2 separate regions of the Homo sapiens genome follow, and region 1 is linked to region 2. Evidence: read pairs that join two places in POLR2A ChIA-PET (ENCODE). Cell type or tissue: endothelial cell of umbilical vein. All regions are shown on one strand. Each heading gives the region's core, and the rest is flanking DNA. Links, peaks and the distances in the headings are about the cores only. Region 1 overlaps IFRD1 (interferon related developmental regulator 1). Region 2 overlaps DOCK4 (dedicator of cytokinesis 4).

Region 1 (9,461 bases), core at 748-3,247, 460 kb after region 2:
AGAGAGGCAGGGTGGTGAGGAGCTTAGGTTGCAGTTGGCTAAAAGTTGAGGTTATTGTGCCCTCGCTACGAAGTTGAAACTTTTCCTGGGTGGGATGAGTAGGTGCTTAACTGAACTTATGGTTTTCTACTTATTATATGGTTAAGAAAAAGGATTCCAATTGGAATTGGAAGGCCCTTCTAGGAGAGACCCCAATAAACTCAAATCGAGTATTAAATAACCTGGGTAATATTTTATTTAGAAATTTAAACAGGAGTTAAATATTGGAGTATTCTCCGACGTTATCACACTGGAACTATTAGCCATCAGGTATTTTTGGACACAGTTGCCCCTCTGCCACGGCTGCCACTCAGAATGATATGCCTTTGTTCACAAGAAAAGTAAATATGGGGTTATGTTGTTAAAGGTTATTGGAAACTGGCATTTAAAAAAGCTCAAAAACTCGTGATCATGTATTAAACATTTAATAATTGACCATAGGGAGGGATTCTTAAAACAGCAATTTTTTACATTTTTTAGGTGCCTCTTTATTTTGAATGCTCTCCATGTTGATGAAATTCATTCTTTATCAAGATGTAAAATATGTAATTTATTGTGGCCTCTGGTTGCTCTATGTGAATTGAGGATACTTTTTTTTTTTTTGTTAAGGGAAAGAGGGAGTCTGGCTCTGTCGCCCAGGCTGGAGTGCGGTGTGGTGTGATCATAGCTCACTGCAACCTCTTAACTCCTGGGCTCAAGCAGCTCTCCCTCCTCAGCCTCCTGTAGCTAGGACTACAGGCATGTGACACCATTCCTGGCTATTTTTTACATTTTTTGTGGAGACAAGGTCTATGTTGGCCAGGCTGGTCACGAGTCCCTCGTCCCCAGGGATCTTCCTGCCTAAGCCTCCCACAATGCTGGGACGGTGCCTGGTCTGAGGATATTTCTTACCACTGTGTTTCAGCTTTTCCTCATCTGAATCAAACATTTGAATTCTTTCTAGAAGGTATTTATTTTATTCTATTACCCTTTTGTTGATGAAATGGAAAAGTTTGAAAGCTAAAGTTTGAAAGTTATAATGATGTTAGTAATGGCCTAGATCACGCACAAACCTTTAATCCCGTCTAAAGTTTCTGGGCAAGCCTCCTTCCCTCTTTGTGCTTATAGTACCTATACAGGCCTCTGGTGGCTGTATGGGGATTGCCTTTTAAATTTTGCTTCAGGGCTCATTTGTGACCTTTCATCAGCTTTATTGCTGCTACCTTTTCACTATTTTAGTAGAAAAGATCCATTTCATCACTGAATTTTAGCATATGTAAACAAGTGGAAAATAATTCTTTGATTAATTTATAACACAATACATGCTTTGAATATCTTTGGAAGTGTGTGCTAGAACTTGTTAACTGTGGTTACCTCAGAAGTGGAGCTGGGGAAAGGTATGGGGGTGAGATTTACTTTTTAAAACTTTAACTTGGTCCTATGTGAATGTTTTACTTGTTTAATAAACAATGAATAAATAATAGTTGAGTAGAAGAGATGGAAAATTACACAAACTTTTGCTTACTTAACAAGCCACTTACCTAACTAGTATTTTTAAATGACATCTAAAAGAAATGGGATTCAAATGAGGTCTCCACTATGTAACCAAATTGTCATTATTACTTTAATGAGTTTTCTATTTAAACTCTTTATTTTTTTTATGTTAGTGGAGAGTTTTAGGAAGCTAATAAAATTGACTTCTTTTATACAGGTATGTCATAGCACTTAATTTAAAGAGAATATTTTTAAGAAAGAACAAAACCTTGTTAGTAAGCCCTCTAGAAATAAGTACTTTATGTGCCTAGAGTGCCATCTCTTTCGTGGTACTTAGGATCACAGTGTGGGTGGGTGAGTTTGACCTAAATATCAGGCATTCATACAGGGTTCTTTTTCTTGATACATATATATGTGTATTTTTTTTCTTTCCCTCGAATCTTAGAAATCATTAATACTGATGAGTTAAGGGAGCAGAGTAAGAGCTGCATAGGAGGAATACTCTTAGAAATAGGCTATGAAAAAGAAAAACTGTGAATTGACTTGTGAATAAATGTTAATAAAATTAATCAGATGACACTCATCTGTTGCCATTACTTCAGTCATAAAAACGAGGAAGATAGATCCAGAAATAGAGTGTGATGTCATAGGTCTTTGTTTATTCCTGTCCTAAGCACTCCAAGAAATTTTGAGATTTTGGCTTCATTGCTTAATCTTTATGCTTTACTACTTTGGCACCACGCAAGCAAATCTGAAGGCCACTTGCTTGCTGTGTTAATTTAAAAATCTGCTAAATTCTCTGTTTTGATTTTAAAAAAGACAACTCCGTTAAAAAAAAAAATCCAGCCCAACAGTAACAGGCTTAAATTTGGAGCATTAAAAAAAAACCGTTAAGGTGGTGACGTTTGAACATACGAACTTTGATTTTACTGAAAGGGAATTAGGTTCAGAGGTTAATCAGGTGACTCACGGTCACTTTTGGGGCAGAATTTGGGACTTAATTTAACTCAGTGCTGAATTGTAGTTTATGACTTGGCAGTCCTTTTATTAATACAAAATCCCTAAGTGACTGTATATTTATTCCTGAAGTTAATGAAGTTTAAAGAAAGATTCTAGTTTTTAAAAAGAAGATTTTATTTTTTTAGTAACAGCATTGGTACTTTTTTTTTTTTGAGACAGAATTTTACTCTTGTCCACAGGCAGGCAGTGCAATGGTGCTATCTCGGCTCACTGCAGTCTGTGCCACCTGGGTTCAAGTGATTCTGTGCCTCAGCCTCCCAATTAGCTGGGATTACAAGCGCCTGCCACCAGGGCCAGCTAATTTTTGTATTTTTAGTAGAGACTGGGTTTCGCCATGTTGGCCAGGCTGGTCTCCAACTCCTGACCTCAGGTGATCTGCCGGCCTCAGCCTCCCAAAGTGCTGGGATTATAAGTGTGAGCCACCGCACCCGGCCAGCATTGGTACTTTTAAACTCTTGCACATTGTAGAAACTTTCCCTTAAAGGTAGTTTATCTGATAGGCTTTTATACTATATCAAATACCAAAACTTCTATTTTAAGCCTTTTTTGTCTTCTCTCACTTCAAGTTGTCTTTAAAACTACCCTGCCTTAACTCCTTAATTCCCCTTAACATAAGACATGTGTAACCTAAAAACCCATTCACCAGTTCATGTTTGCTAAGTCCAGCCATTCTCATTGGAAAATATATTTGTCTTATTCTTATGATTATCTATGATACAACACTATTTCTGGATCTGTTTTCATTGTCTTCATGATTTGAAATCATGGTCTAGAAATAATTATTTCATCTTCATATCAGTTTTTTTTTTTTTTTTTTTTTTTTTTTGAGACAAGGTCTTGGTCTGTCGCCCAGGCTGGAGTGCAGTGGCACCATCTTGGCTCACTGCAACGTCTGCCTCCGAGGCTCAAGCGATTCTTCTGCCTCAGCCTCCCGAGTAGCTGGGACTATAGGCACGCACCACTACACCGGGCTAATTTTTGTATTAGTAGAGACGGGGTTTCACCATGTTGGCCAGGCAGGTCTCAAATTCCTGACCTCAAGTGATCTGTCCGCCTCAGCCTCCCAAAGTGCTAGGATTACAGGCGGGAGCCACCGCGCCCACCTTTGTATCAGTTTTTGTGTCATAAAAAAATGAGTGCGTCGGCTGGGCTCAGTGGCTCACACCTGTAATCTCAGCACTTTGGGAGGCCGAAGTGGGTGGATCACGAGGTCAGGAGTTCGAGACCAGCCTGACCAACATGGTGAAACCCTGTCTCTACTAAAAATACACAAAAAATTTGTCAGGCGTGGTGGTGTGCGCCTGTAATCCCAGCTACTCAGGAGGCCGAGGCAGGAGAATTGCTCGAACCCAGGAGGTGGAGGTTACAGTGAGCCAAGATTGTGCCACTGCACTGCAGCCAGGGCGACAGGGAGGCTCTGTCTCAAAAAAACAAAAAAAACAAAACAAAACAAAAAAAAGAATGCCTCTTGTTAGAGGACTGATGCGTATAGTTGATGTATCATTGGTCCTTTGAAATACGTAATTAGGTGAACTTAGTTTAAGAATATTTAAGTATGTTCACTTGTGATAAAATCTCTTTTTATAAAATGAGTCTGTGGTTTTATTACTGGATTTCTCTTTAAGTAAACTTAAAAATTCCAAAGTTAAATATTTAGGTATATGGCAATAAAATAATTTACCTCTTTCCTCTTTTACCTAATAGGTGGCCAGCATCGAAATGTTCAGCCTTTTAGTGATGAAGATGCATCAATTGAAACAATGAGCCATTGCAGTGGTTATAGCGATCCTTCCAGTTTTGCTGAAGATGGTATGAGTTTTAAATTTAAATTTGCAACTTTAGATAAAATGTTTCAGGTGGAGGAATTCTTGTAGCTAAAGTATACTATTATTCCCTGTTTTTTTTCTTTTAAATTACGATGGCTGTTTTATATTATTTCTTAGGACCAGAAGTCCTTGATGAGGAAGGAACTCAAGAAGACCTAGAGTACAAGTTGAAGGGATTAATTGACCTAACCCTGGATAAGAGGTAGGCAATACTGGAAACTCCATTCTGTGTGAGTCTATGCTTGATCTTAGTCAAAAGCTAAGAGAAATGATTATTCTGTGTGATTCTAATCAGTTACCTTACATGTATATAATTTGTGCAGCTCTCAGATAATAGCAATATATTTTTCCTAAAGGTTAATTTGTTTACTTTGGATGTTTCTTATTCCGTTGGACTTTAATGTGGGTAGTAACATGCCATTAGAATTTAGATTGAGTCAGATTAGTCATTATTCTAGCATAATAGCACATACATAGCTGTATTTGATTATAATAGAAATGAATTTGTTGAATTAAAAGTTAATCTTCAACTAGAAATGATAACGAAACCTTGCTTTAAGCTGCTTGTCCACTAATGTTATGATATGAAAAAATGTCAAAGCTAGATTGTTTCTTTTCACTATAGCTTCAGAACTGACCTTAATAGAATTAAAAAGCCCTGAAGATGCAATTCTAGACTTTTATAGTTTTAAAAAAAGTGTAAATTTACTTAAATATGTAATATAGGAAAACAATACATTAAAACTATACTTGTACATTGAAACGATAAAATATTATGTAAGCATTTAAAGTTGTGGCTATCAAACTAAGAAAAATGCCATGATATAAAGCAGCCTTAAGTGTTTTGTGTAACAAGGTGAGTCATAGATGGAAATTAAATTATATTATTGACAAATGGTTAGAGCTTGATGAGAATTAGATTTAAAAAATCTATACATAGGTAAAGTTTAGAAGGAAATAAGATTTTAAAAAGTTATTTATTGTATACTCCAACTGGATCTTCTTTCTCTTACATTGGGTGTTAAATAGTGCGAAGACAAGGCAAGCAGCTCTTGAAGGTATTAAAAATGCACTGGCTTCAAAAATGCTGTATGAATTTATTCTGGAAAGGAGAATGACTTTAACTGATAGCATTGAACGCTGCCTGAAAAAAGGTAATGCCCTTATTTTTGAGTCACAGACGTACAACTAATAAGGAGTGTGTTATCTTCTTTTCAGTAACATTTAGTAATAGCACTGGAACACTGGCCCACTCTTAAAATTTTCTAATAGTCAAGGAGTGCACCATCTTGTTATGGCTCAAAATGAGACTTGTTAGAACTTTGTTTTTGTATTACGTAAACCAAAAAAAAATAGCTTGAAACTAAGAAGGATTAGGGTAGATTGTCATCAACCTTTTTTGTATCAGAAGAGGTGATGGTCATTCTCTTGTTATACCAGAAAAGCTTGAAAGTGTGTGTCAGACATCTAGCTCATTTTCCCTTGCACTTATATAAAACATTGATTGTACCTGTAAATTACATCATTTTCAGGATATCCCTTGGAATACTTGAATTCTAGAACTTTGTAATAGAAATTCTGGAATTCAAATTGTTACAGTGATAGAACTTTTAAGACCAAAGAGAAATCTTAAAGATAATTTTATCAGACCTTAAAGTCCAGTGTTAGTAGGCTTACTAGATTTAGGAACCACCAAATTTAAAAAGACTTGTGACTCGGCATGGTGGTTCACATCTGTAATTGTGGCACTTTGGGAGACCGAGGTGGGAGGATTGCTGGAAGCCAGGAGTTGGAGACCACCTGGGCAACAAAGCGATACTTGGTTTCTATTATAACAAACAAAACAAAACGAGATTTGGTGTCTGCCAACTTATTCAGCCAAGTAAGAACATTATGAAAATAATTATCCTCCACTATCATTATTTTATTAGCAAAATATTATAGCACCAAAAATGTAGAAATGCACTTTTAAAAAATTGAATGAACTAATAAGCTTTATATCCTTATTTTTCTCATTTTACCTGAGAGTAAAAATTTTGTTGTAAGTGAAACCTTTGATCAAATTCACTCTTCCATTGAATAGAATAAAGAAAGGCCTAGGAAAACTGAGGTGGGTCTAAGCTGATATATCTTGTTATTGGTATAGTTGATAGCAGACCCAACTTTTTAAAGATAACACAATGGCGCTATTAAAGGTGTTTTACATTCAAACTATATGCTATAATGGTTGTTGGACTAGATGACCTTTAAAAATTCCATTTTAGTTTGCGTATTTTTTACATTTTTAATTTATCAGGTAATAATTTAAGCTCAGTATTTGCCCCACACTTGTGGTGTATACAGTTCTCAAGAGTTAATTTATATGTACCTTTATATAAATGTATTTTTTGTACCACTGCATTCCAGCTTGGGCGACAGAGTGAGACCCTGTCTCAAAAAAAAAAAAAAATAAATAAAGTTAATAAATGTATTTTTTACGGTTTTAAAGAGTTATTTTTAATCCCGTATTTATTTTTAAAAATGTTGGTAGGGAAACCCTGAAGGTTTACCTAATGGACTGTGTACATCCGAAATGCTTAGGAGATTAATTCAAGGGCAATTTGAGCACTGTTTATATGAGTACATTAAGGAGTTTGAAGATAGAAATTGGCTTGAAACACATTTAGTTGAACTGTTAAAATAATCCCTTAAGATAGATACTAATCTCCATTTTACAGATGAGGAATTCTATTTAGAGAATAAGAGTAACTAATCGATGATCATTTGGCTAATAAGTGGGATCTAGGATTTGAGTGAGGTCTGTTTCTATAGTTTGAGCTCTTTAGCCTAAGTTTGTAACTTACATCAAAGCCTGGAGCATGGGGTTTCAAAAATGGTAAATGCTATTTTGTCATTGATCAAATTTGGGAAATAACTGTCTTAGTAAGTTAGTCTACTGAAAAGACTATCGTGATTGCATCTTGGCTGCTTTTATAGGTAAGAGTGATGAGCAACGTGCAGCTGCAGCGTTAGCATCTGTTCTTTGTATTCAGCTGGGCCCTGGAATTGAAAGTGAAGAGATTTTGAAAACTCTTGGACCAATCCTAAAGAAAATCATTTGTGATGGGTCAGCTAGTATGCAGGCTAGGCAAACTGTAAGTATAAGATATTTACATTTATAGATCTGTCTATTCATGACACCCAGACGTGGTGCGCCTATAGTACTGTACCAGCTACTCAAGAGGCTGAGGCAAGAGAGAGGATCTTGTAAGTCCAGGAGTTTGAGGCAGCGGTGAGCTATAATCATGCCACTGAACTGTAGCCTGGGAGACAAAGCTACACACTGTATTTTAACAACAACAACAAAAAAGATAATTCTATATTTATGGATTTGGGTAGACATAGGAAACTGAAATTCTGATTTGTGAAAGTCTTCTAATTTTGGGGTTTGAGAAAGCTTTCATTCTCTAATTGTTGGATGTTTACCTCTTGCAACACTTGACTTTAGATTTTGGGTTTTGGGGGTTTTATTTTTTGTTTTTGGTGCGGTAATAAGTGATACAAGTGATCATATGGAGATGTTTTACTGTGTCACAGAAAACAGAAGACACTGAGGTGGTCTTAGTGGATTTGGAAAAATAACATGTGATCCTAAGCTGTTTTTTTAAACAAGTGAATCAGTTTAAGCTTGAAACATTTTAATACTTTTAATATTTATTATCCAAATCCAGCTTCCTTGTTAGTATTACTTAAGGTAAGTAATAATGTTACTTAAGGTAAGTAACATTAATCTTTGTCTAAGTAGCTTGGTAAAAATTTATTTCTTCTTCTTATCATCACCACCCAATGTAAATTGGCTGGAACCCCAGGCCTCCACTGCAGCTCTGCCCACCTCTAGGTTCTCTCGATATGGCAGCCAGGGTAGCTAGGTGACAGACTCAGCCAGAGCACATCACTTTTGCATCTAGTTCCTTGGCTTACCAGCCACCTGGAGGCTGGGAATAGTCTAGCTGTTTGCCCTGGAGGCAAAGAAATTGGAGTTTGGCAACTTCATAGTAATCTCTGTGCCCTCCAGTAGTTAGTAATTCTGAAATATTTAATTAGCTTTTGCTACTTAACTTTTTCTTTTCTTCTTTTTGGGTGAATATGTGCAGCTTTTAAATCATGTGGAACTATTGGTATAATTTCATGCTAGAATGACAGAAAACACTCTGCTGGGTAGATTTTTGGAGCAGTCACTTAATTTTGATTGTATGTAAGTTTTTTTGTCATTTAAAGACTTTTTTTTCCATACTTCCAAGTTGCTGTGAATTTTTAAAAAACCTTAGCCTCCCCATTTAGCAGATGGAATCCATATTAAATTGAGGCAGTCCTAGGGTTTTTTTTTTTTTTTTTTTTTTTGACAAGGTCTCACTCTGTTACCCAGGCTGGAGTACAGTAGCACAATCATGGCTCACTGCAGCCTCCACCTCCTGGGCTCAGGTTATCCTCCTGCCTCAGCCTCCTGAGTAGCTGGGACTATAGGCATGTACCACCATGTCTGGCTCGCTTTTAATATTTTGTAGAGATGGGTCTTGCTGTATTGCCCAGGCTGGCCTTGAGCTCCTGGGCTCAAGTGATCCTCCTGCTTTGGTCTCTCAAAAGTGTTGAGATTATGGGTGTGAGCCACCGCACCCAGCCAGTCCTAGTTCTTTAATTGGCTGTTTTTCTTAGAGTCATCAAAAGGAACGATGTAGCCTTGCTTCTGCTGCTTGCTTAGCAGTAGGGATTATGGATTGAAAATTTCCTTTAATGCTTAGGCTACTTTTAGATTTTAACAGTGTCCAATTTTTACTAGGATGATATAATGACAATAAAATAGTGATACCAAGCAGATTAATATCACAGATATCCTCATAGTACTGGAACAGACTGGCTAAAACCTGGGCCTGATACCAATGGTGACTTTAAAGACTTAAAGCTTTAATAATGCTTAGAACAACATGAGGGAATTTTAGTGACAAAATGTGGAGAAAGGGGAAATGGAGAATAATAAAATCTCAGATTACAAATTCTATTTTTATATGGATTAATTTGTTAAAACAAATGTTCTGAGAATTGAAGGCTTCTGTTTATGTTGCAAGT
Region 2 (12,491 bases), core at 5,831-8,330:
ATGGACTTGATTTTCTGTGATGTCATCTCTAGTACTTAAGTTTAAGAGAACACTAATAAGAAAAGGTTGCAGGATCCCTTATAAAGCTGAAAATCAGTTGGTCAGCTCTCCATTAAGGGAAGAAAACCCAGGTGTGGCAAGAATGCTGACATACTGCAGGCCTGGCCAGCAAACCTACTCTACTAGTGTAAGAAAAAGTTCTAAAACTGAACATCTGGTCATAAAATCATGATTCTTTAAACACTGGATAGTTATGAAGGCTATTCAGATATATGAAAAATGCTTTTGATTTAATGCTAAATGAAAACAGTTAGGGTACAATATTAAACACTTGGAATAAAACAATATCAAGAGATTCTGGAAACATAAAAAAACAGCAAAAGTTAATTGAGAGTATTTTAGTGTTTTAGAAAGCGATGAGCTTTTATTTGCCTTAAAATGAAAACAGTACAGGTTTTGGCAGCAGCAGACTTAGATTTAGATTCAGGCTTCAGCATGAGACCCTAGGTAAATTATCATTGATAAGATTCAAGAATAAAAAGTGCCTGGCGCTGGGCGAGGTGGCTCATGCCTGTAATCCCAGCACTTTGGGAGGCCGAAGTGGGCGGATCATGAGGTCAGGAGATCGAGACCATCCTGGCTAACACAGTGAAACCCCGTCTCTACTAAAAATACAAAAAAATTAGCCAGGCGTGATGGTGGTAGCTGTAGTCCCAGCTACTCGGGAGGCTGAGGCAGGAGAATGGCGTGAACCCAGAAGGCGGAGCTTGCAGTGAGCCAAGATTGCGCCACTGCACTCCAGCCTGGGCAACAGAGAGAGACTCTGTCTCCAAAAAAAAAAAAAAAAAAAAAAAAAAAGTGCCTGGCAGAGCCCCAGGAAAAAGAGATGTAAAATGTCCAGCTCAGGGACAGGACAAAAGTACTCAGTAAAAGATGGCTGCTATATTTCTCCTAAACTTTTTGTGGTTACATTACTGATTATTAAGTGGTATTTTTAGAGACCATTATTTAGGTCCTTGGCAACGTTATTTAAAGAGCAACTAGCACTTTTCAAGCATTCACCATGTGCTTTTATGCTAAGCATTGTCATATAAATTGCTAACAATTTATAAAATATTATGGCCCCCATCAAACATCTTCCAGTAGAGAAGCTAGGTGCCTTAAAACTGTTGGAAAAGACGATGGACAATAACCTAAACACACTTGAGCATGAGGAACTTGAACCAAAACATTTGGCACAAAACATTTACATTAGGAAAAGAGAAACCAAAGGTCTGACATGGCCAAGGTAGCTTCACTCCTAGTATCAAAAATCTAATACCTCTGAGTTAAACTTAATATTTGTTTCTAATGGCACTGACTACCATTCCAGTGTCCAGGGAAACATTTAGATAATTTTCTCTTTCCCAGTTACTCAGAACACTAGGAGGAAAGGAGTTTACTTATAGAGTTTACAACACACAGATTTTCAAACCAACAAAGTCTGTCCCCAAAACAGACATTTGAAACCTCGAACACAGGTAAAAATAGCTAGATAAGGCAGAATCCAGAGGAAATTCAACTTTGTTCCCCACTAGTAGCTATATAAAAGGAAAAGTGTTTGTGTTCTAGTTCAGCTAATGGACAACACTCACACTGTCATTATTTTTATAACTCTTATATCGGGTATTTGGAATGCAGTGGTTTGAGCATTTCAAATAGTTTCTTTTTCCATGTTAGTGCCATGCCCAATGTTACTTTAAGTGAAATAATACTTGGATTTTGAATTCTTTCCAACATTTACAAAAAAAAAAGAAAATTTAAAAAGGAGATCTGCATTTCTTTGCACTTCCCTAGCACAGAGCCCTCGAGGTCGGTTATCTTGACTTTGTTATTTACAAAACCTATGCTCCGCCAATTCACCTAAGGTTTCTTGTGGATTTTCATAGTGAGTTCTAAAGCTACCAGCTACAGGAGGGTTTAATCAGAGAAGTCCAACATCAAAGGGTTTTCACTAGTGACTTTGTCAGATTTTCTTGCCTCAGTGAAATATCCTATTGCATTTCAGATGTAACAGACAATAAACACTATCATTCTGCCAGTGTCCCTCACTAATTTGGATTTTTTCCTCGACAGGCTGTTTTAAATCGTTTTGTCAGGATAAGCACACGTTTGTATTTTGAATTAATCCCTTCAAATGATTAAGCTGTTCTACAAATTTCTTTAAAAATAAAAGAAGAAATAGCATGGGGTCTTCCCTAATATTTCACCACCCCCAGACTTCCACAGTTACAGTGGGGTTCAGAGTGACAGCACCATATTCATACCAGAACCCCAGCTCAGCCATTTTCCCATTACTTGATGTGGGGTGAGTACTTCACTCTCTGTGCCTTATTTTTCTCATCTGTAAGCTGGATGTGATCATCATTATTATTTCTTTGAGTAGTAATAAGGATTAAAGAAGATACTGCATCAAAGAGTACTTACCATGGGATTTGCCACATAAGTTCCCAATGTGATTACTTATAGTAAGTAAATAAATATATACTACGTATCTGCAAAACACAGATCCTTTTTCCCCTCAAGAAACATTCTTTTCTCTAGTATATTTAGAATATTCTCATTGATACTAGCTAAGAAGTCTGTCATTTACAGTATACTTGAATTACTTACAGAATTTGAATTTGATAAAATACCAAAGCCACCAAAATTGTCTTGAATTTTATTTTTCCCTGGAAATTAAAAATATTCAGGAGGTTCAACAATAGGTCCATGTAAACCATCCTATTTGGTTAGATGCCAGAAAAATAATCTTTTATATTCCTGTGGTATTGAAAAATAACTTACAAAACCCATGCTCAGTGGACACAGAGATTGTAACAAGACTGTCTTGTTAATATCTATATCCCCAAGGAGTCCTGGAGACTTGCAGAAGGTGCTATATTAGTTAATGCTTACTCATGTTCATGTATTTCTTAAAACAATTCTTTACCCGAAAAATCGTGTCATTAAAAAGCTACTTAACCACATAGAGTTGTTTCCACATGGTTCCCCAGTCTCTTAATGTTGATGTCATTTCTGTGATAACAGAGTCTTCAGTGGGAATAACCATTTCAAATTGTCTGTGAAATTAAAAAAGAAAAAGTATATATGTAAATACCATAGACAACAATTTTGTTTTAAATACTCTAAAAGATAACTAGAAAAGAAAGCTGCCTAGCTATTGTTCGTTCTACAGACAGTAACCAGGATCTGGTTATAAGTTAATGTGAGGAATGCTACATGGGTTGTGGTAGGACAATACCAGAACAACCAGCCACTTCAACCAGATCAAGTTTGAGCAGCGTGGTGAAGAAGGAACAGCATCAGAAGGGTTGCACTCCAGTACCAGTTCACGACTAGGCAGCAACTCATTTAACCTAAGGCCAAAAGCCTTCATCTGTAACATGAGGTCACTGGGCTACATAAACTCTGAGGTGACTTTTGCCTTCCAAGGGCTATGACTATAGGACTCAAAGAGAGTAAAAGGAACACCATTCAATCACCAGGACATGATGGCTGTGGGCATCCAAACTAACTCAGTGTTATAAGTAACTAGACACTGAGATACTAATTGAACACTCTCTTGATCTCGGTAACACTTAATTTTTATTATTTGCAAACTAGGACCATGAGAAATGATTAGTATTCTAAGTAATGTTATCATACAGCATAGAACTTATGGCTTATGACATCACCGATATTTGAATATTCGTTCCAAAATGTTCCTCTTTCTGATTAGAGTAACGTAGTCTTCTCATTTCTTCTCTAAAAGTCAGAAACTATCCTTGGAAAATATTTATATCAATATCTAGTAGGGTGTGTATGGTGGTCCTGAAGTTGAGAATATGCATGAGGAGATGGGGGAAATAAAAGAGAAGTTTTGTGTTTTTTTTTTTTGAGAACAGAGTCTTGCTCTGTCGCCCAGGCTGGAGTGCAGTGGCGCGATCTCGGCTCACTGCAAGCTCCACCTCCCAGGTTCATGCCATTCTCCTGCCTTGGCCTCCCGAGTAGCTGGGACTACAGGTGCCTGCAACCACGCCCGGCTAATTTTTTGTATTTTTAGTAGAGACAGGGTTTTACCGTGTTAGCCAGGATGGTCTCAATATCCTGACCTTGTGATCTGCCTGCCTCAGCCTCCCAAAGTGCTGGGATTACCAGTGTGAGCCACCGCGCCTGGCTGAGAAGATTTAATTTGTCCTCTGTATCCTACCTTTGGCATATAATAATCTTCATCTCCAGTTTCTTTTTTCAAATTCTTTCTTTGTGTGTGTGTGTGTGTGTGTGTGTGTGTGTGTGTGTGTGTGTGTATGTGCAGGTGAAAGTGGTTTAGTGGCTATTACTACCACTGCTTCCCAAAGAATGCTACTGATATATTGATTGAGACTATTTTCTTTATTTCAGTATATTTTTCTCAAGAAAACGTCTAATACATAGAAAGTAATGACATATTAGACACAGAACCATGTTGTCTAATGATCAAGGGGAAATTACTTCTTAGCATGAGACTAATAACTGTTCTGTGATTCCTTTTTCATGTTATGTCCAAAGTGTATATAATTGTCTTTTGTAAAATCTTCTTGTCAGACATATGGAAACTAAAATCTTGCCTTGATTTTTTTCCCAACAGAGTTTCATCTCCTCATTTCGCAGTGCTGCTAAAATACTTGCCCTATGAATATTTTCCTTCTTTCTAGAGCTTAAACACAGCTGAAAATGTAAAACTGGGATTTTAAACTAGAAATAAAAGTAAACAGTAATATATAAACTGTGACAGACACAGAACCTTTTATTAAGTCTGTATATGACATTTTTAAATGGTGGTACATTTATTTTGCTTTTGAAGCAGCGTTTGCAATTTAAATGATGAATATTTGGAGATGGAGATTATAAAATGATCCTATACAAGGTCAAGGAGGAAACACTGAATTTCCAGGGAAACCTGACATACTACTTAACATTTAAAAAGTGACATGACCTCAGTAGGAATTAAACAATACAGAAGTGGCCTCCCTGTCCATAAACTATAATTTAATTGACCTCCAACAGTCCTACATTGATCTGAAGACACAAGAAAGAACATACACGCAATTCAGTCTGTGAGAAGTTGATTGGGGGTTGTCCAAGCAAAATTTAAATTTTTAAGCATAAAATTGCCATTTTAGGCAAGGTGACTGTTTTCTATTAATTATTCCAAACCCAAAATCAGTGTTCAAATAGTCTGTCGTAAGTAGTTACCTCTGAAATTATATTTTGTTCAATTATTCTAGGATGGACTTTTCCATTATTTCATCCTAGTGGGCCATAAATCCACTTAAAATAAGACAGGTAATACCAAAACCCCAAAGATGTTCCTCTCTGGGAAAGCAATTACCTGGCAATACATGCTCTCAAATGTTTTCAGGCCAAAGTTTTTCTTCCAGTAACAGCCCTAGACCTAGGGTCTGAGTCAATTCCAATAAGTCTTTTACAGAAACTAATGTTGGGCTTTTCTGTTCTTCTGCTGCACAATGTCCATCATACCTAGTGTCAGGTGGAGACCCCATAAGAAAGTCTTAAACTTACATGACCAAATTTTTAGGTACTTTACCCACATTTAAACTTCCTGGGGCTCATGGAAGGGGATCAGATATACACCAGTTACTAACCAGGATTTAAAAAAAGGACGTACTTATTTAAAAACCATATCCTACCCCAACTCACTTTGAGGGATAGACTTTGATTAAGTGGAGAGATGCTTGACATCATCTTTGCTAGCACAGCATTCTCTCTTTTCTCTTCCTTGGTCAGAGCATATGATGCCCTTTGCACTGCAGAGTTGAGGGAGGTCAGGGTTGGGCTTGGGACAAAGGCAGCAAAGAGGACTGGTTGCACAGGCTTGCTCAAAAGGACACTTTAAGAAACAGGGGTAGCCCATGGTGTTTTCACATTGCCAAGCCCAGATCACTAGCACAGAAGGATCAGAACAAAGAGTAAGCATATGGCTGGAGTGTATTCTGAAGTATCCTCTGGTTTACTGGAGGGAGGCTGAATGGTATCACATCTAGCTGGGTAGGAAAGTTTCAAAAGGACCAACAACTTGGCTTGATGCTTCTGGTGGATTATAGCTGCACACTTCCAAAGGACACACATTTCTTAAAAGATCAGTAGTAGTAGTGGTAATTATTAGAATTAGAATTATGCTTTTAATCTATTATTCAATAATTACTATTACTGAGTGCTACTACTAACATGCTTAAAGCAGCTCACATATATAAGACATGTAGAGTAATGGTCTCTGAGATTCTTTAAGTTTTACCCATATAGGGAACTCTCAAAGTATTTATACCATAGACTCTTAGCCACATGCATAGGCTGTTTCCCTGAACTGAAATTTAATATCATATCTTTATTGAGGAGGAAATTATTTGAATAGCCTCGTTGGAACTTTTATCTTAAGACTCAAGTTGGAAAATGCCATTACTATGCTTTAAGAATTCAAATAATAAATTGCTATTTATCACTATTTGAGAAAAAATATAATTTCTATGGCTGAATCTGTATTCTGTTGTCCTAAGATGAAAATTATGCAATGATCATGTGAATAGTCCTTGTGACACTGACACCAAATGTTTGTGTCTAAATCCATGGCCCCTTATGATGAATGATCTGCTTATGCTAACTATTTACACAGGCAAGTTCTTCTGTTTTATCCTGCTGTACCTTATTGGAATTATGTTAAAGTGACTGCCACTTCAAATCCTTTTGGAAATAAGACTAGAAATTTTTTTAATGTATTAGAAATACTAGGTGATCAATGAGCTCAATCAAACAAAGTATCATATAAATGACATTCTCTAAAATAGAATAATGGCTTTGTGAAGTGGTCACACAAGAATATGTTATTATGCCCATTTAGAGAAAGACACACTATGCATCTTAGAATCAGTGGTGAACCTAGGAAATTCCTGGGGTTTGAGATAATATGACAGCATTTAATGGGTCTGACTGACATGCTTCCCTAAGTAGCAAGAAACCAAAAAGAACCAACTCCTTCTGCTCAAGCATAGGCTGATTCCCTGATTTGTGGACACTGAGAGACCTCCAGTCTCTCAGATCCTCTTGTCCAGCACACACAGATGGGGTTCTTTAATTTTCTCCACCAACGGTCTTAATGCAATATATCTTTAACAAAGAACACAGACAATGGTATGATCTTCTACAGTTCATTTTTCAAGACAATTACTATGCCTTTCAAATTCCAAAAGAAGCAAAGGCTCTGTGAAAATCCTCCAACTACTAATAAAACTCATTTCTTACCCTTTGTTCTTTACACAGGCATTTTTCAAGTGAACGTAGCTGGAAGGAAATATACCCTGGAAAAGAAAACATGAAGGTTACGATGCCGGCTGTTAAGGCAGGGTTGGTTTCACAAGTCATTTGTATAAAACACAGCCATACAACCATGACAACATCAGGAATAGGGAAAAGCAACATCTCTACCACATTCTCTTGGATGAAATCTACTGTGGCTTAAGATCCATCCTTTCATTTTCTACCATTAACTACTTTAAAAATTTAGAGACATTCTAAACAAATATGATCAAAAAAATTAAATCTTACTCAGAAAACATAATGTTTATTAAACAGAAAATAAGAAAATTTCAGGAATTCTATATAAAAACCATGTTATACTGAATAAGAGTTTACAAAATATGTATTGCATAGTTTTGAAAGGTTCTTCGTTTTGATGGTAGTTCCTTTTTTTCTCCCCAAAACATTCATATTTCTCTTGAAAATATACATACAAAAAATATCACTGCAAATTTAGAGATAATATGTGTATTCTGTGTTATGGAAGATTTTTGATGACAACTCAGCAACAGTTAATCACCATGCTGCCATTCTGATGGAACAGAAATCAAACAAAAGAAGCCATGTTAGCTTGAAGCTTTTTATTGTAGGAAATGACAAGGCAAGGAAATTGTTTCTTTGTTCTAAATGGGAAATTGAAAGAAACAACAACAAAAAAATGAGCATCAATTTGATTGTTCATTAAATGGCAATTATCCTCTGAAGAATTTCTAATGTATAATTAAATGACAAACTCAATTAAATATTTAAGAAAATAAATGTCATTTGAATATATATATCACCATTGTGGATCCAAGTATAAAATAAAATTTAATAGGCAAATTCTTTCCATTCAATAGTAGTAAATATATATATGTAGATTTTTAAAACGCACTTGTTTTCTTCAATATGGTAGGATCAACAAATAGAGTAATTCTAACTAATCAGGAAAAGTCAGACTTGAGGTTTATTAGAAGTGACAGAAATAACAGAGAAATCATACTAAGTTTCCTTCTCAAATATGGTCTAAATGAATTCATTAAATACTGAAGCTATATTTGCATGTGCCTCATAGATATATAAAAACAATGTTAAATGAGGAGTAAAGTATTTAAAAAATTAAATTTATATACTCTTTTGTCCCTTACCGTTCCCCTTTAGGATGACCTAAAATACATGAAGTAATTAAACACAGTTGAATGATCCAGAAAATGGCATATTTAAGGAAAAAGGCAAAAGTGTATTTTGAGAATGAAAATACAAATTTCTTATCTACAATCCCAAAGCTAGAATTAAACCAAAAAAAAAAATGACATATATGAAAATATTAGAGAATGTAGGAAATACAGGTGAAGACTGAGGAGATTAGAGTAAGATAGAAAAACACAGATATTAGTAAGGATTACTGTCAAAATTGCAAACTATACAAATAAAAGATAAAACAAAAATGACATTACTTCTTGCTCTAATTCCTGAGGATTTATAGAAATGTATCAAGGATAATGAATCTTAATTTCTGCCTGAAATGGTAAGAAAGATGGGTTTTTTAATAATATTGTTTTCCTGGCTTCAGCCCCCCAAATCCAAAGGGACTCTTAACATGCCGCTAAGTATACTTGTTTCTCCATACCGATATTTTACAAATGATACCATGGAAAACATAAAGATTAAATACTGCTATTTAATATTTCTTTTGGCATATGTATTTCCCCTGCCTGAATTTTAATTTAGCTCTCTGAGAAACTACCACTTCAAAAAGATTTTGTTTATATATAATGAGCTTATTAAGGTCTTCTCAGTACAATTTTCAAGAGCTAAATAGGATTATCATTTGAGTAGCATATCTTAACTATAATCCAAGTTCAAAGGAATTTCCAAAATTATAAAAATTTGCAATATCATTTGGCATTTCAACTGAGTCCCAACTGTAATTTCAATTGTATAAAGAAATAATTTAAATAACTATCTTTCTTAATAAATTTCATAATTATAGTTAGAAATAACAATTTTTACCTTGATATTTGGGTTTTTTAAGGCAAATCCTCTGTACCAGCCTGTGGAAAAATAATCATGGTCATATTTTGATAAACCATTGTAATATTTTAAAGATAATAACAAATCAATCTGTTCTTTGCCGATGGAATTTTACCATACATGAAAAGATTCTATGGATAAATATGGTAGGTATTGGCCTTAGGCTACAAAATAGCTCGAGTGACCAAACATAAGAATTCTATTAATAAAACCATTTTTAAAAAACTGTATCAAAAATTTTTATAAACAACAGAAAAATACATAATGTGAATAAAGGCTTTAAAATCAGAGCATTGGGCTTCAATTCTGGCTTTGCTTCTTATTGTCTGTTTAATCTTGGCCAGGTTACTTGACATCTCTGAGTACCACTTCTTCCCATTTTATGAAAGGCCACATTATGTCACAGGGAAAGTCAAGAATCTGCACAAGATTTCATACATTTCCAAATTCTACTTGCCTGACTACAAACGCCAGACTCTGCCACCAAATAATAGTACCTGGCCAACAGTCATGACGTGAATTGCACATCCTTAAGCCTACGGTCTTGGGTTAAGATCAGTCTCATATCATACAAAGAGTAAAGCCATCATTCACTGCCAGAATTAACTGGCACATTTTCATCAGCACAATGGCTGACCAAGAGCTCAGCGTAATTTTTATTCTGTAGAATGACTATTATAGTAGGCCCTTCTTATCTGCGGTTTCACTTTCCACGGTTTCAGTTACTCATGGTCAACCTGGGTGCAAAAATACTACATGGAAAATTCCAGAAATAATTCATAAGGTTTAAACTGCATGCCATTCTAAGTAGCATGATGAAATCCCGTGCCTGCCCGCTCAGTTCCACCCAGGACATGAATCATCCTTTTGTTCAGCATATCCACACTGTCAGTGCTACCCACCCATTAGTTATTTACTAGCCCTCTCGGTTACCAGATTGAGGATCACAGTTTTAAAGTCCTTGTGTTCAAGTCACCCTTATTTTACTTAATCATGGCTCCAAGGCACAAGAGTAGTGATGTTGGCAACTGGGAAGTGCCAAAGAGAAGCCATAAAGTGCTTTAAGTGAAAAGGTGAAAGTTCTTGAATTTAATAAGGAAAGAAAAAAAAATCATATGCTGAGGTTGCTAAAATCTAGGTAAAAATGAATCTTCTATTCATGAAACTGTGAACAGAATATTGTTATAATTATTCTATTTCATCATTAGTTCTTGTCAACTGTGGCTAGTTTATGAATTAAACTTTATCACATGTAAAGGAAAAAATGTAGGATGTATAAGGTTCAGTACCATCCAAGGTTGCAGGTATCCTGGGGGTCTTAGGTCGCATCCCTTGCCAATAAGCAGGCTCAAGGACTGCTGGATTTAAGCTCCCAGCAATTCTGAATCAATTTTGCAGCACTATCCTTACATGTCTTTTTATAGTTTAAAACAAATCAGGATATATATTGTATTTTTTCAAGTGTAAAGACCATTTTGCTCATTGGCAAAAAAATTATTATACTATGTAGTAAATATTATGCCTAATAGAATTTTTTCAATGATTAAATTTTAGGCAAAATTTTAATACAAAACAAATATTTGAGCTTTGTATTTAAACATTTTTCCTCCTCATAATACATTTTCTTAAAAGGATATATTGTAAAATATCGTCCCTAACAGTTTTAAAATCAGTCTGAGGAGAGCAGAATGAACTGAAAATCAGAATCTCTATATCTCAGGGTTTATCAGTTGCCATAAAGACAGATCCAAGAAATACATCCATTTGTAAATAATTATTCTAACAAAAAACAAAACTTCTTGAGAATTGCAAAAATGTCATAGAGAGGTCTCTGTCCAATTATACTATACAGAAAAAGTCTTAGATTACAAAACACCTCCTATTAGATATGCAGTCCAGTTTCATGCACCAATTCACAATAAATTTTATATTTATCTGTATACAAAGTAGTAACAGACAAAATATATCTGGCAATAACACAGGAAATCTTATTATATTTTTTAAGGTATCAATCACAGTGGACAGAATAAACATTCCGATATCACCAGCATCTAATGCTAGGGTCTAACTAAATGTCGTAGTTCTGTTTGGGGGAATACAGTTTCATCTATAATAAACCTTGATATGATAAAAATATCATCATAATATAAATTCCTAGTAAGGAAAACCTTAAAAGAGGAAAAACATGAGTATTTTCGGATATACTAACGGGGCTCTAAAATGTAGTCATTTTGTTAACAAGAAAAGCTGGGTGGCCGGGCATGGTGGCTCACACCTCTAATCGCAGCACTTTGGGAGGCCAAGGTGGGTGGATCACCTGAGGTCAGGAGTTCGAGGACAGCCTGGCCAACATGGTGAAATCCCATCTCTACTAAAAATACAAAAAATTAGCTGAGTGTGGTGGCATGTGCCTGTAATCCCAGCTATTCGGGAGGCTGAGGCAGGAGAATCACTTGAAACCAGGAGGCAGAGGTTGCAGTGAGCCAAGATCCCGCCACTGAACTCCAGCATGGGTGACAGAGCAAGACTCCATCTCAAAAAAAAAAAAAAAGGAAACAGAAAAAAAGAAAAAAAGAAAAAGGAAAGCTGGGTGCAGTGGCTTATGCCTGTAATCTGAGCACTCTGGAAGGTCAAGGTGGAAGGATCACTTGAGGCCAAGAGTTTGAGACGAGCATGGGCAATATGGTGAGACTCTGTCTCTACAAAAAATAAAAAATAAAAAAATCAGCCAAGCATAATGAAGTATCCCGGTGGTCCTAGCTACTTGGGAGACTGAGACAGGAGGATCCCTTGAGCCCAGGAGATCGAGGCTGCAGTGAGCCATGATCATGCCACTGCACTCCTACCTGGGTGACAAAGGAAGACCCTGTCTCAAAGAAAAACAAAAAACAAAACAAAGTAGTCATTTGATCAGAAATCTTTTTAAGGACTAGCATTTAAGGATGTTTCATGGAACAGGAATGGAAACATTTGAGAACCATTAGCTATCTTAAATGAGTTGCCTACTACATAAATTAATAATCATCATACAAAGTCAGACAATATATTCTACTAATATTATTCAAGTGCATTGAATAATTTTATTCCAAGTTTGAGGGGAAGAAACT

The links. ChIA-PET counts read pairs that join two places held together with the same protein. Peaks named below come from ENCODE experiments on the same cell type or tissue, not always from the same donor. Only the 100,000 strongest peaks of a DNase experiment are listed, where the experiment ranks them.
Region 1: POLR2A ChIA-PET joins it to region 2 with 5 read pairs; 2 of 35 experiments call an interaction of 5 or more read pairs at or near these places.

What each region holds. Positions count from the first base shown.
Region 1 is chr7:112,451,527-112,460,987 of GRCh38, forward strand. IFRD1 (interferon related developmental regulator 1) reads left to right here. Exons shown (of 12, transcript NM_001550.4): 2 at 4,237-4,341; 3 at 4,476-4,560; 4 at 5,388-5,512; 5 at 7,335-7,492. Among named protein-coding and RNA genes, the nearest start is that of IFRD1, 5.8 kb to the left of the region's middle. In endothelial cell of umbilical vein, for the core only: no CTCF peak of the experiment used is centred there; DNase peaks (open chromatin) are centred at 825, 1,185 and 2,135; H3K4me3 peaks cover 480 bases; H3K27ac peaks cover 1,470 bases.
Region 2 is chr7:111,991,131-112,003,621 of GRCh38, forward strand. DOCK4 (dedicator of cytokinesis 4) reads right to left here. Exons shown (of 53, transcript NM_001363540.2): 3 at 9,364-9,404; 4 at 7,318-7,373; 5 at 3,005-3,101. Among named protein-coding and RNA genes, the nearest start is that of DOCK4-AS1, 190 kb to the left of the region's middle. In endothelial cell of umbilical vein, for the core only: no CTCF peak of the experiment used is centred there; DNase peaks (open chromatin) are centred at 7,381 and 7,851; H3K27ac peaks cover 1,233 bases.